Regions from separate parts of the Homo sapiens genome. Here region 1 is linked to region 2. Evidence: read pairs that join two places in POLR2A ChIA-PET (ENCODE). Cell type or tissue: B cell. All regions are shown on one strand. Links, peaks and the distances in the headings refer to the core of each region. The heading gives the core; the rest is flanking DNA.

Region 1 (7,516 bases), core at 2,554-5,053, 78 kb before region 2:
GGGTAAATGTGGACTTGTTATTTATGTAATCTGAGTTTTTTTTTTTCTATCTTTAGACTTTGCATTCTAATATGCACCTTGTAGACTTGTTTGGAAAATAAACTATGAAGAAAAAGGTGACAGTGGTGTACTGGTTAATATATATAATATATATACACATATATATGTATATATACACATATAAATACATATAAAATAGATATTTAATATATAAATATCTATATTTATAATATATTTATATATATTATATATAATATATATATATATTTTTTAGATGGTGTCTCCCTCTGTCACCCAGGCTGGAGTGCAGTGGTGTGATCTTGGGTCACTGCAACCTCCACCTCCCAGGTTCAAGTGATTCTCCTGCCTCAACCTCTCGAGTAGCTGGGATTACAGGTGTGCACCCCCACGCCCGGCTAATTTTTTATTTTTAGTAGAGATGGGGTTTCACTATGTTGGCCAGGCTGGTCTCAAACTCCTGACCTCAGGTCATCAGCCCGCCTTGGCCTCCCTAAGTGCTGGGATTACAGGCGTGAGCCACTGTGCCCAGCTGGTAAATATTTAATAATAGGCTCTTGGGGTTGAGGGAAAAGCCCTAATTTGTAGTACTTGGTTATTTCTATGGTGTAAATATTCATCCAGTGGCCAGTTCCAAGCTACCAGTGGTTTAGCAATCAGCTGGTGAAATTCCTGAAAATTGCCTATCATAATCCTGTATGAGCCAGCAAGTGCCAGCTTCAGCACACCACTGAATGTGTAACACTTGACATATAGCAAATACTCAATAAATAATAGTTGCCTTCTCATCCTCACCAGGCCTGAGTTCTTTCTGCCATGCTATATAACTATTGTTTGATGAACACTATTTGAATTTCTCAAGATATGAGAGCCATCATTGTACTTATTCATATAAATAAAATGAACTCTGTTTCCCATATGAAGATGCCTGCATTTCACAGATTTTCAAGGTGTATTTGGGATGTACTTTCCTTTTTTTTTTTTTTCCGAGACTGAGTCTTGCTCTGTCACCCAGGCTGGAGTGCAGTGGCACAATCTCAGCTCACTGCAACCTCCACCTCTTGGGTTCAAGCAATTCTCCTGCCTCAGCCTCCCAGATAGCTGGGATTACAGGCACGTACCATCACGCCCAGATAATTTTTGTATTTTTAGTAGAGACAGGGTTTCACCATGTTGGCCAGGCTGGTCTCAAACTCCTGACCTCAGATGATTCACCCTCCTTGGCCTCTCAAAGTGCTGGGATCACAGAGGTGAGCCACAGTGCCCAGCCAGGGATGCACTTTCTAACAATGTTGGATCTGTGACCTGCACAGAATTCACCAGGCATAAATTGTGGCTTCCCAGAGAGGTTGACATTCTTCAGAGCAGCTGAAACTAAGGTACATTTAAAGCCTGATGAGACCATAAAGCAGAAGAGAAATGGTGATTTCAAATAAGAATATTGAATTAAAGGCAGATGCTCTGAATTATAATTTAGCTCTTTCTCAAACAGACAATTCTATGTAGCATACCCCAGGATGAATAGAAGTGACACATTTATTTATTATTTTCTTCAATAATTCCCTGAACAATTCCAGCTATCCTATTTGTTTGCTTGCTTTCTTTAAATTTAAAGATGTACTATGGACTTCAATTTCTAGGCAAGAAGGAATGACTGGTGCAGAATTACCCTCCCACTATAAACAACTAGAAAACTGTAAAACATATATGAAACAACTGTTTTCAGACACACTGGAATCACAGTATATTCAACATTTTGATTCCTGAGAGAAGTGATATGATTAAAATGAGCCCTACAATTGTCCTGGCTTTTGGTCTTGAGGTGGGGTTGTGAGACGTAATACAGGAACATCTAGTTAAATTTCACATATACAACACATTTCAGATTATAATGAATAATTTTTAATATAAGTATGTATACAATACAATGTTGTATTCTTATTTGTTAAATCCAGCAATGCTACCTGGAGGCAATTTTTGGACTGTGACACAGGGAGAGAAAACTCAAATGGACTATCATTTCATTAGGATGAGGAGATAGAAATTCTAGTTTGGTGAGTCTGAGGCAGGTAAAATTTCCAGGGCAGAAAACTGTAGGGGAGCAAACTACAGGGAAAGAACTCAGAAAATCTCACAAGGACCTCCTTGATTTCTTGGCTGCATACTGTCACTCTGTATGCATAGGGTGAAACTCCACAAGGCCAGCATGTAAAGGAAGAGTTCACACAGGGCTTGGGGACATTTGAATTCTGTCCACCCAGGGCAGAAAGACTTTTCTGAATATTTATGGCCATCAGAGGGGATCTGAGGAGGTTTATACCTTAGTAGTACTGCTGTATTGGTCCTAGGATAAAGGCAACACTAAACTCAATATAACAAAATTTTAAATGAGGCTTCAAAAGAAGCAAGATGATCTGAAAGTAGCAACTGCCTGCCAAAACTAATTTCAACATTTTTAAAAGAGGACAACAAAATCTCAACACTATACAGTGTCACATACATAATGTCCAGCACCCAATCAAAAATTAGTGGACATACAAAAAAGTGAGAAATTGCAACCCTATCCAGTAGAAAAATCATAGGAACAGAACTAAAAATGACAGAAATTATGAAATTAGCTAGCAAGAAAACAGTTATAAACATGTTCAAGAATTTAAGGGAAAACAACATGAGAAGACAATCTAAACTATAAAGACATAAATTGGGCAAGCAATTTACCTTCCACTTCAATATACCTTACCACTTCATTTAAGTATGATATTGTGTACCATGATCACATACAATCTAATAGCACATGAAGACAGGAAAAAGTGGTCTGATACATCATTTGCTGTGGAATATCTACAGAAAAAGTGAGGTAACCCAGAAAATACTGAATTTCTCTAAAACAGTTCAATCTAAGCATTCTCAAGATAACAGTCAACTCTCTAGTATAAATCATTCAAGAAAATGCAGATCTGGGACGGGCGCGGTAGCTCATGCCTGTAATTCCAGCACTTTGGGAGGCCAAGAGGGGTGGATCACCTGAGGTCAGGAGTTCAAGACCAGCCTAGCCAACATGGTGAAACCCTGTCTCTACTAAAAATACAAAATTAGCCGGGCATGGTGGCACATGCCTGTAATCCCAGCTACTCAGGAGGCTGAGGAAGGAAGAATCACTTGAACCCGGGAGGCGGAGCTTGCAGTGAGCTGTGATTGCACTACTGCACTCCAGCCTGGGCAACAGAGTGAGACTCTGTCTCAAAAAAAAAAAAAAAGAAAACACAGATCTGAAAAAAAATTTTTGGCCCTAAGCCACTCCATTTTAGAGATTGTAGAACCAACTTACATTATGATATCACAGGATGTGGGGAGGAATGGGATTTATACAAAAATGCTGCAGACATTTTTTTTCTGTTTTTTTTTAGAGACAGGGTCTTGCTATGTTGCTCAGGCTGGTCTTGAACTCCTGAGCTAAAGTGATCCTCCCACCTTAGCCTCCTAAAATGCTGAGATTACAGATGTGAGCCACTGCACCCAGCCTCTGCAGGTAGGCTCTTAAATATTTTCACCTTGACGTCATGTGCAACCATAATGATCTATTTTGTATTTGGATTAGTCAGCTATTCTACTTGCCTGTTAAGAAAGCATTGGGGCTTTTCAAATTGTTTTTTGTCTTTTTTTTTTTTTTTTTTTAGAGACAAGGTCTTGCTATGTTGTCCAGGTTGGTTTTGGACTCCTGGCTTCATGTGATCCTCCCGTCTCAGCCTCCCAAGTAGCTGGGATTACAGGTGTGAGCCACCATGCCTGGCTGATGCTTTTTGATAAGAATAAAAAAGGAAACACGTTTGCTGCTGAAGGAACTTAATTTGTATTAGGAAGTTTTTGCTTATGTTCTATACTAGTCTCTATAGCTGTTTTCTCTTCTTTCCACATATGAAAAAACATGTGTTTCATCATTAGCCTCTCACTTTTACCCTTCATCTCTCCCATTCTTCCTCTTCTTCCCTCTCCTTGTGAATCCCATTCAAACTTTCCCCTACTAAGTCAACAATAGATAATTTTACCAAGCTGTTATATCATTCTAACTTGGAAAATAAAAATAAACAGCAACCACTAAATAACTCATGCTTACTATCGCATGTTGAAAAGTGAAATCTATCAAGAAGTAACTGGGATTCATCAAGAAGTTAAAGAGTGTCCAACTTGCTCTAACACAGCAGTGTTGGATAGGGTGGGGCTAGTCAGATTTTATTTATTTAAATTAACTGACTGAATCTGGGGTACCCCAAAAAACATATTGTAAGAAGCATGTATTAGGCACATTGCCAGGATAATACATTTTTTTTCTACTGCCAGACTTCAATTTGGTGGATGAATAAAGTAAGAGAGCATGCAAGGATATTCCCTTTTCACTATCATGTCAATGTGACATTGAATTACATTATATTTTTAATTCAAACACAACTGACCATGCCTAAGGCATAGCATTGTTAAACACAACTTCAGAGAACAAAGAGATTCTGAAGAAGATGCCAAAAAATAAAATCAAATTCAAATCAAACTGTTTGCCACAGCCTTCTCAGATTCAAGTCACACTGTCTTGGAAGGGACTAAAGGCTTTCCCAGATTTTCTCTTGTGAACAAGGTACAAAACTAACTGAACCCATGCTGAAAGTGTTTTGCACATACCCTGAGGATTATAGACTATTCTCATATTCTTGCAATCAAATGGGGTGTGGGAGTGGGGCAGGAGAGAAACACCAGGAAAATACTAAATGGCAAAACTTATTTGGATAAGGGAAGAGTGTCGAGAGAAAAGGAAAAAAGAAGAAAAAAAAATAGACATAGAAAGGATGCTGTTCTGATTTTTTTTATTCTTGGGGGAAGGGAAGTTAATGGATTGATATATTTTTGCTCAATCGATTTTTGCTTAGATCGGCCTTTTTGACTGGCTAGGGAAAGAAGGACAAGATAAATATGTACCTTCCCAGAAGGTCTTACACGCTGTATACAAAGACTTATTTGGAGTAACTGTTCACCAGGTATTTAATTGAAAGTGTAAGGGAGTATTCTGGGTGTAAAGTAAGGATCACAGTGAGAGGTTGATTTTTGGGGCTTGGAGGAAAAACGTAACAGTTAAAGTCTCGGAAACACCTCATCAATTTTCTCATTGATGAGATTAGAGTAAAACTGAACAGGGACCATTCTTGTGCCTGGTGCATATGTTAAAATGAGGGAAAATAATCAAGAAGAGCGATCTTTGAAGCAATTAAATATTGAATAAGACATAACTTTGAACCAGGCATGGTGGTTCACACCTGTAATCCCAGCACTTTGGGAGGCTGAGGTGGGCCAATCACGAGGTCAGGAGTTTGAGACCAGCCTGGCCAAAATGGAGAAACCCTGTCTCTACTAAAAATATAAAAAAATTAGCTGGGCATAGTGGCAGAAGCCTGTAATCCCAGCTACTCAAGAGGCTGAGGCAGGAGAATCACTTGAACCCGGGAGGTGGAGGTTGCAGTGAGCCAAGATAGCGTCACTGCACTCCAGCCCGGTTGACAGAGTGAGACTCTGTCTCAAAAAAAAAGAAAAAAAGAAAGACATAAAAAAAAAGACATTATTCTGGCCTGTCGCGGTGGCTCACACCTGCAAGTAATCCCAGCACTTTGGGAGGCCAAGGCAGGCGGATCACGAGGTCAAGAGTTCAAGACCAGCCTGGCCAATATGGTGAAACCCCGTCTCTACTAAAAATACAAAAATTAGCCGGGCGTGGTGGCGGGCGCCTGTAGTCCCAGCTACTCAGGAGGCTGAGGCAGGAGAATGGCGTGACCCCGGGAGGCGGAGCTTGCCGTGAGCCGAGATCGCGCCACCGCACTCCAGCAGCCTGGGTGACAGAGCGAGACTCCGTCTCTAAAAAAAAAACAAAAACAAAAAAACAAAAAAAAAACTTATTATTGAACACTACATGTTCTCATTTATACTCTGCATCACTTAAGAAAAGATTTTAGTTTGATTGACATAAAGTCAGGTGATATTTTCCCCCATACATTGGTAGCTAAGACCTCAAAATGAGATGAAGTTTCTATGCTTTATGAGATACCTAAGTGGAAAGAATATCAGATTTTTGTGTCAGTTGTGTGACTGCTTCAGCTGGGAAGGACCCAGCATAAACCTTAATTTTTCTGAATCTCTTTGTTCTCTATAAAGAAGTTAATGTCTTCTTGTTGGGTTCCTATAAGAACTAAAGGAGATAATGTTTGAATAAACAGTCTTATAAACCAATAATCATTTCCCCCCCCTTTTTTTTTAACAACCACTTTTCATATGTCATTTTTATAAGAAAATTAGCGACATTCTTTTTTTGGAGTGGGGAACGGGGGGCGGGGGAGGGACGGAGTTTCACTTTTGTTGCCCAGGCTGGAATGCAATGGTGCGATCTGGGCTCGCTGCAACCTCCACCTCCCGGGTTCAAGCGATTCTCCTGTCTCAGCCTCCGGCGTAGCTGGGATTACAGGTGCATGCCACCATGGCTGGCTAATTTTTGCATTTTTAGTAGAGACAGGGTTTCACCATGTTGGCCAGGCTGGTCTCGGACTCCTGACCTCAGGTGACCCGCCCGCCTCAGCTTCCCAAAGTGCTGTGATTACAGGTGTGAGCCACTGTGCCTGGCCTGAAAATTAGCAACATTCTTTGCTATACACATTGACAAATATTCAAGTTTGTCAGAGGAGTCTCATCTGTTTGGGCCATTTGATTCTAGAAGCTGACAAAAAAGCCAGTTTTATTTCCAGATGAAATTAATGGTATATGTGGTTATTGTATTTACATGAAACTAATAATTCTGAATTTTATTTTCACTAGGACGTTAAATTTAAACCATTTTAAATGCTAAATACATTAAACAAATAACAATGAATTCATTTTCAAATACCTGCACTCTAATTTTGCTGCCAAACTGATCAGAGGATAGAAAATAAATAAATTTGAAAACCATGAAGAGTCATACTGGTAGGTTATGAAAATCAAAGTCTCTCCTTAAAAATCACCTCCCAAATCACTTTGGTGCTTCACTAATTGAATATATTATCAGCTATTTGCTTAGCAGATGTAAATTTCTCTGAAATTAAACTATCAATCCCCAAGTCATGGTGTCTTTTTTCTTTTTTTTTTTTTTTTTGAGACGGAGTTTTGCTTGTTGCCCAGGCTGGAATGCAATGGCGCGATCTCAGCTCACTGCAATCTCCACCTCCTAGGTTCAAGTGATTCTCCTGCCTCAGTCTCACTAGTAGCTGGGATTACAGGCAGATGCCACGACGCCCAGCTGATTTTTGTATTTTTAGTAGAGATGGGGTTTCACCATGTTGGTCAGGCTGGTTTCGAACTCCTTACCTCAGGTGATCTGCCTGCCTTGGCCTCCCAAAGTGCTGGGATTACAGGTGTGAGCCACTGTGCCCAGCCAAGTCATGGGTTTTTTTTAAAACTTACTATGCTTAACACTATGACAGTGATGCTATAA
Region 2 (7,516 bases), core at 1,897-4,396:
AAAAAAAGAAGAAACAATAATCACTACCAAATTCATGGTCTTAGACTCACATGGAGTGCTGTATGTAAATGTGTGCATTGTGATGTGTGCTCTAAAATATGTATGAGCATTGCATCATTCACCCACCCACCATCCATTCAGCTAGCACTTATTAATCACCTATTGTGGTCCAGACCCTCTGGAAGCAATTGCAACACCTGCTTTGTGGAGCATTCATGTTGGTAAAGAGAAGGAGTTGAAGTGGTTGCAACCCGGGAGGCCACAGGGATTGAAGATACCTGTGTCACTTGCAACTAGAGAGATGACAATCTCTGCTATTGAAGAAATGAGCCTAGCCCCGGACATAAGGAAATGAACAATTAGAAGGTCCAATAAGTGCATGTCTGGGAGAATTACGCACAGAACGCTCTAAGAAGCCAGAGAAGGAACAGTTGGGGGTGGGGGAGCAATTTTGTGAGAAATAAAATTTGTTAAATCAGACAAAATAGTAGGGACTGAAAACTAGTGTCAGAAGTACTATCTTAAAATGGTGAAGATTGGAGGACTTGAAGTCAGACTTGGATTTAAAACAAGGCTTGGCACTTGCTAAACATTTGCTGTGGGCAAATCCCCTAATCCTTCTCACGTTGTTTCTTCACCTGAAAAAGGAGTTTTAAAATGCTTTATGGGAATGTTTTGGGGATTCAATTTGAGTAAGTTTGCTATGTATTAATATATGATAAAGTACTGTACAGGCTAATGCTGTCTGGTATCAAAAGGTACTTTCAAAAGTTTTTTAAAGCTATAAATAGATATAAATCATAGCTTAATCAGGTCTCAGCTACAGATTTTCATTTTATTGGCCCTTTCCAGAATGATCTGAATCCCATCTTGAGAGCAAGTCTTTAGACTTTTAAGCTAGTTACTGTCATATGGTATTGCTCTCTTGTCCAGGCTTCTTCCCATCCCAGCCACAGGAAATCTTTTCATTTCTCTTGGATTGTGAGCATTAGTGAGAAGAATGGGCTGTCTAGTACAGTACATCAATTGAAAAGGTCTTGTCTGGTTTTGTACGGTAACATCCATTCTCCCCTCTGCCTCCCAAGCCAAGCTAGCCCTTCTGTTTTCCTCTCTCTCAATATGATGAATATGGAAAAGGAAAAAAAAAAAAAGGAAGAAAAGCTATGCATCTGCCTTTTTGAGAGTATGAAAATCCCCATTACTAGTTTTCTCCATTTGTAAAGAGGTATAATTTTCATCTAGATTGTTAAAGTCTATTCTCTCAATAGCAGCAGCTGCTGTCTAGGCGAATCTGTTAGCAATACTCGCTTTAGTTCTCCACTTGAAATGGACTTAAGCCCATCTGACATTTTAATAAATTGCCTTTGATAGAAATCCAAACTCAGATATTTAAAACTATCAAGTGAACTGTGCCCTTTTGCCAGGGGTGCGGTGGGGAGGGGGGTAATGAATGTAAATCAGTTTTCTAGACACTGCTACATATGCTGAATCTTAGCATGTCGCTTGAAGGGACCTCAAAGATAATATTAAAACAAGGAAGTTGGGACCCAGAGAGGCTAAATAATTAGGTAAGGTCATATAGTAAATTAATAGCCAAGCAGGGACAAGAACTCCTTTGTCCCTGTTTCCAGTCAGCACTTTTTTTTTTTTCTTTCTCAGATATATTCTTATTTTATTCCTGTTTGGCTTTGTTAGCAATTTAATTAGTTTAATGATCAGATAATTTGTATTTGGGCTTTGAAAGTCACTGCTTTCAGGTTTAAGGCAGACACTATGTATATTTTTTCATTGCCTACTACTTACACATGATGGTGGGGTGATGTTACTTGTAACAAATTTCTGGGAAATAAGGAACTAAGTGTAAAAATAGCATTAGCTTTACTTGTATTTTCTATAAACAGGATGGAAATTTAAAGTACTGTAGATGTGCACATTTTTTAGAAGAAGCAAGTTCCTGGAAACCCTGTTCAGATTTGGCTTGTGAATCATAGAATAAAAGCATACTAGAATATGTTTGCATGTTCTTTTTTTTCTTCTTCAAAACTTATGGCTGTAGGTCATGTTTGCTTGTTCTTTTGTTTTCCTGGTACTTGCTTTGGGAAGCCTTTAATATTGGTTGTCAGGAACTATGTTCAGCAACTATTTTATTGCATTCCTAGGATGTGCAAGGCACTGTACTGGTTGCTGTGAGCAATACAGAGATAAATTAAGCATAGGGTTTTTATTAAAATGTCTTTAAAAAAAGTGAAAGACTCATAAACTGTATGTCTTAAAACACAGAATTGCTATCTCCCAACAAATCAGTCCTTTGATCTATAAGGCAAATCTGCTTTGAAATTGTTAATATTAGGGTAACCTAGTAACCAGATTTGTAACAAGACATTTATTTTCTTTACACGGTGAAAAGTGATAAACCTTTTTACATTTGTTGTATCAAGGGTCCATTGTAGTTTGAACAATAAGTAAAAGTTCAATATTTGATAAGAATTTTATGTGAAAAGTTTGCCTGGTAGAGATTGTGGCATTCTTAATCCTCATATTTTTTAATAAGGCTTTACCACTGGTTAGAAGTGTCATTAGGATGTTGTTGCCTGAAAGAGTTGAAATTTAAGACAATCCACATTGAGCCCATGAGAAAAGAATTGACCTCTGACTGAGTTTCATGTAAGTATCTTAAAACATATGAATATCCACTATAAATTTGATATCGTGGTCAGGTCAGATTAAGTCCCCCTCCAGTGTGAAATTGTTATCGATTTGGGGGCTCTTACTTAATTATTGGTGTGCACTTTGGAGACAGCAAGCCTTCTGTTGTCTTAATGGTCTCTGTAATGGTGATTCACTTCCCTGAAGAATGAATCATTTTTTCACATACAATGAAGTTTGGAAAGTTAATTATTAACATTTTAGGAATGGGAAAGATTTAGCTTAACACAGGGACATATGCCTGATTCCTGTTTCAGGAGGAATTAGAAAAATGAGTTCTTGAGGTTTTCTTTTTTTTTTTTTTAAGTTGTGGTTTGAAAAAACATAACATTAAAAAAATATATTTTTTTGAGACAGGAGTCTCACTCTGTCACCCAGGATGGAGTGCATTGGTATGATCACAGCTCACTGCAGCCTCCACCTCCTGGGCTCAAGCTATCTTTCCACATCTCAGCCTTCTGAGTAGCTGGGAGTACAGGCATGCACCACCATGCCCAGCTAATCTTTATATTTTTTTGTAGAGATAGGGTTTCACCATGTTGCCCAGGGTGGTCTTGAACTCCTGGCCTCAAGTGATCCTCCCACCTCAGTCTCCTAAAGTGGTGGGATTACAGGCGTGAGCCACTGCACCCATACTAACATTGCTTTTTAATGCCACCAGTGCCACCACTATAAAATCAACTTTATATGAGGATTTGAAAAATATGCTTGAGCAGGGCTTGGCTGAGTCTGAGGTTGGCTTTAATCTTCAAGTGTTTTTTCTTGCCTCCTGTTAGTGCTTGCAGCACTTGGGCTTGTCACGTAGCCCCTGTTTGCCTGTTATGCTGCTGCTAGCCAGTTTTTTTTTTTTTTTTTTTTTTTGGTGACGGGGCTGGCATGGGGTCTTGTTAGGTTACCCAGGCTGGAGTGCAGTGGCTCTATAGTAGTCCTAGCACACTATAGTCTTGAACTCCTGGGCTCAAGCCATCCAACTGCCTCGGCCTCTAAGTGGATGGGACTACAGGTGCACATCATTGTTCACCTCTTCCTAGCCACAGTGTATCCCTATTCGGCTAAGTGAAGTCCAGCTGCCACTCTAGTGCTGAGTAATTACTTGTTCATTAGAAGTTCTGCCTTTTGACTCTGTAGCACCCTTGAGTCTTGAGGAACATAGAGGAAACTGTTGAGAATGTGTAAGATGGCCCTTTTGTTTGGCTTAGGTTTCACGTGGCCTAGGAGGAGAGGGACTATGACTGTTTTATATTCTGGCCTGGAACTCACCTGCAGGTGACACCCTTTCAAAGAATATGAAAGACTTCTGTAGTGTGTCACCCTCCCCTCCCTCCCATACTTTTTAGTCACTATTGGGCAACGTGTCGTCATTTAAATGGCGGAGTTCAGTGGTAGACTTTAGTTTACACATGCAAAATAAGAAAGATATTAGTAATCGTCTGGTGGTGCACATTTGGGTGAGTAAATTTGCCAGGGCTTTTAGAAAATTAAGCTCTATTCCATTCATAGGGATTTAATAAACTCAAGCAATCACCTCCTCAGCCCACCTTCTTTGCCTCAACATTCAGTTTAATTACTTGTTTACTTGTGTTGTCTCCCTACTCTTTCTACCCCCAAATGCTGGGCTGTGAGCTTCTTGAATGTAGGAACCATGTTTATTTTTTGTACTATTGGGTCTCCAGTGTCTAGCAGAACCCTTTTCTCATAAGAGATGCTCAAAGCTGACCTTGTGCCCTGTTTGAAAAGGCTTTATTCCAAGTGGTTTAAGTTATATTAAAAATAGGCTATGTGTTACAGTTGAAAGAAATAGTCAACTTGGGTTCTGGTCCTGGCCCTGCCATTGATAGAAACTTTACTATGATGCTGGATTGAACAGCCTTGGATTATTTCAGTCTGGGCATCTCATTATTCATTTGAAATATTTCTAGTGTGAAAGGCACATCAAAACATACCCCTTCTGTTTCCTATTGTCATTGCATTTTGGTATCTGTACATCACTAGATCATGAACTTTGGCAGGTCTTTGCTTGTTTTTCAAACACATCCCTGTTGTCTTTTCATTTTTCCCACCTTTCAACATTTTGCCAACATAACTTTCTTGGTTTTTTCTTCCTGAGAAGTATTTTAATGCATTGTCTTTGGCCCTCTGCAGAGAATGCAGCCCACAGGCAGTTCTGCCCTTTGCTATAACCTTAATTAAATCAGCCTCTGTCAGGACAGACTTCGACTTTGGTTCTTTCTTTGGAAGGCCAGCTGCAAGGCTGGTGACGCGCCTGCACTTGCCATTGTGTGCCTCTGCACTGCCATCCGTCACTGCCAGCAGGTTGGAAGCCTCTCTTGAATCTTCCCAGCCAGTTGAGAACAAGGGCGAAGGGGGATGGTCTAGGATCACTGGGAAGGAAGGGAGAAAAGAGAACAGCTTTTCAATAAAAAGAATTAAGGAGAAAAAGAAATATGAGAAATATTAATAGGAAAAAAGGAAACCGAAGGGAATAGAGAATGACTGGTAGGTACAACGACCTTTTTCCCTTTTTTCTAATTTTCTGGGTTGAAGAACAATCTATCTCTCTGCAGTTTATCTTCTAGTTCTTTACTTCCACCTAGAGGCCTATGTACTTTGCTCTCTTTTTATTTTTATTTTTGGTTGCTCAGAGAGTGTTAGCTGTTCTTAATTGCTACCCTTCCTCCCCGCTTGGTCTGTAGTAGGTCTGCAGTTTTTTCCTTTTATGTTTTTCTTTTTTTGGGCATGATAATACATTTTAACCTTTTGGCCGTATCAGCCTCATTGGCTTTAGGGTCAAGCATTACTTCTCATAGACTTGTTTAACATCGTTGGAAAAAGATAGGATTAATTAGTATATTTGGGATCAGAAAAATTAGACAGCTGCCTCCTTTACCTTGCATAAATGACAGAAACATAGGAATGAATTTTAAATATTTCTTTAAAGTCATTTATTTCACTTTAAGAAGTTTTCACTTGGTTCACTTTTGGCATTAAACATTATAAATAGCAGCTCTTTGTTTTGAGGGATTCATATTTTAACAGGAGAGTCCAATGTGATTTGCCGAAGATGTGGCCACTTTAGTGAAACTGTGGCTAAGTTGCTCATCTGAATTCCTTAAATACAGACCATAGGCATTTCTTATTTTGTTATTATCAGGTTAAGCAAACTCTTAGTATTTATAGTTAATTTTTGTTTTTCCAGAGATTTATTTCCTAACTATAGTTTTTTAGTAGTTTTCTAGCAAAAAGACTATAGCTTAATACAAAAGTAAATTTTTAAGCAGGAAAATAAATCTTTCAACTTTAAATAATACTTATTCTAATCCAAAGCTTAGTATCTTTTTTTTTTTTTAAGTAAATTTAGTCTTTTTAGGACTATAGGTTTGAAATATTCTGAAGAAAATAAAAATACTTCACCGCAATATATGGCTTCCCTGGTAAAATGAGTATTTTAAATTAAAAGCCTTTAGAGATCAAAAAGTTCCTGGAGAGACTTTTCCCCTACTACAAAGATAGGACTGACCCCCTGCCATCCCCCCCCCACCTCCCCGTACCCCCCAACAAGGAGAACAATTATCCCTGCTTCTTTCCCTTTTATTTCATTATCCGTTGCAGGAAGGACCAAAAATCTAACCACATCCGAACAGCCCTATTCAAGATAAAGACTACCTCCACGGATCATTTAAATTCCAAAAAGAACTATCTAGAAGTCAATTTCTGTTTCCCCATCCAATCATTCTCCCTAGTAATCATTTATTCCCTCAATAGAATTCCTCCTCTTCTCCTTCCCATAACCTTTTTTACCAGGATCCAAGCCCTCATTCTCCCTGGAACCTCAGGATATCATACAACTTCTGTGCCTCATTGGGAAGTTGGGTTTTCCTTCTGAAGGCTCCCATGCTTACACATTAAATATGTCTTTTCTCCTGTGAATCAAACTGCCTCATGGCAGGGATTTTAGTGAACTTTCAGGGAGCCAAAAGCCTATGACCCCCACAGTTTCTTATACTTTCGCTGTATTATATTTTAATAGGTTTTTGGGGCAGGCAAGATTTTTTTTTTCTTTAAGGAAGGAGATAATCTGAGTGATACGTGGTGTGAATCTAGAAGTCTGATGCATACAGATGTTTATTATAACAATAGCTTAACTTGGGAATATCACTTATATGTGTCTAAATCGATCAAATAGATAAAGCAGGTAGGGACATATAAACAATTAGGGGTTCTCAGTCCCTTGTCCTTTCCCTTCATAGGCAGAGGTTTATAATTAAGAGTTGGTGCATTTCCCTTCTACCTCTGAACATTGACCTGGCTATAATCTGCTTAATAAAAGTAAACAAAGATCTGTGTAAGTAAACTAACTGTGCAGAGTGTCTTATTTCTTGGAAACATGCCAAACAGTTGCAGGTGATTGTGACTCATACTGATTTTTGAGAGTTGAAGGAAAAAGACAAAAGCGCTGTGACAAGGGCAAAGAAATAATGGAGAATGCGCCTTGTGGGACAGTGTGAAGGCATGTCCTGTGGAAAATCTTCTATTTTAGGAAATCAAAATATTTTACCCCCAAATATATTTCTTTGACATATTTTGAGATGTCAGCAAACAGCAGCAAACAGAAGTCACCCTGCAAAGCAGTCTTTTATGGGGGAAATTTGCATCTATAGAAAATATGCATTAATGCAGCCAGGCTTTCTCTTGTCCGGTTCTAGGAAGGATTAATTAAGTCTGACTCCTTACAGATCTGAAAGAGACATTTGCCGTCTCTCCTCTCAGGGGTGCTACCTGTGAGGTTCGGTTCATCTACATAACAAGACCA

Evidence for each region. ChIA-PET counts read pairs that join two places held together with the same protein. Peaks named below come from ENCODE experiments on the same cell type or tissue, not always from the same donor. Only the 100,000 strongest peaks of a DNase experiment are listed, where the experiment ranks them.
Region 1: POLR2A ChIA-PET joins it to region 2 with 5 read pairs; 3 of 35 experiments call an interaction of 5 or more read pairs at or near these places.

Annotation. Positions count from the first base shown.
Region 1 is chr9:71,837,288-71,844,803 of GRCh38, reverse strand. No RefSeq gene overlaps it. Among named protein-coding and RNA genes, the nearest start is that of ABHD17B, 70 kb to the left of the region's middle. In B cell, for the core only: no CTCF peak of the experiment used is centred there; no DNase peak of the experiment used is centred there.
Region 2 is chr9:71,758,555-71,766,070 of GRCh38, reverse strand. All of the region lies in intron 1 of CEMIP2 (cell migration inducing hyaluronidase 2), which reads left to right. Among named protein-coding and RNA genes, the nearest start is that of CEMIP2, 6.2 kb to the left of the region's middle. RefSeq lists a cis regulatory region at 2,891-2,904 and an enhancer at 2,825-2,969. In B cell, for the core only: no CTCF peak of the experiment used is centred there; no DNase peak of the experiment used is centred there; H3K27ac peaks cover 485 bases.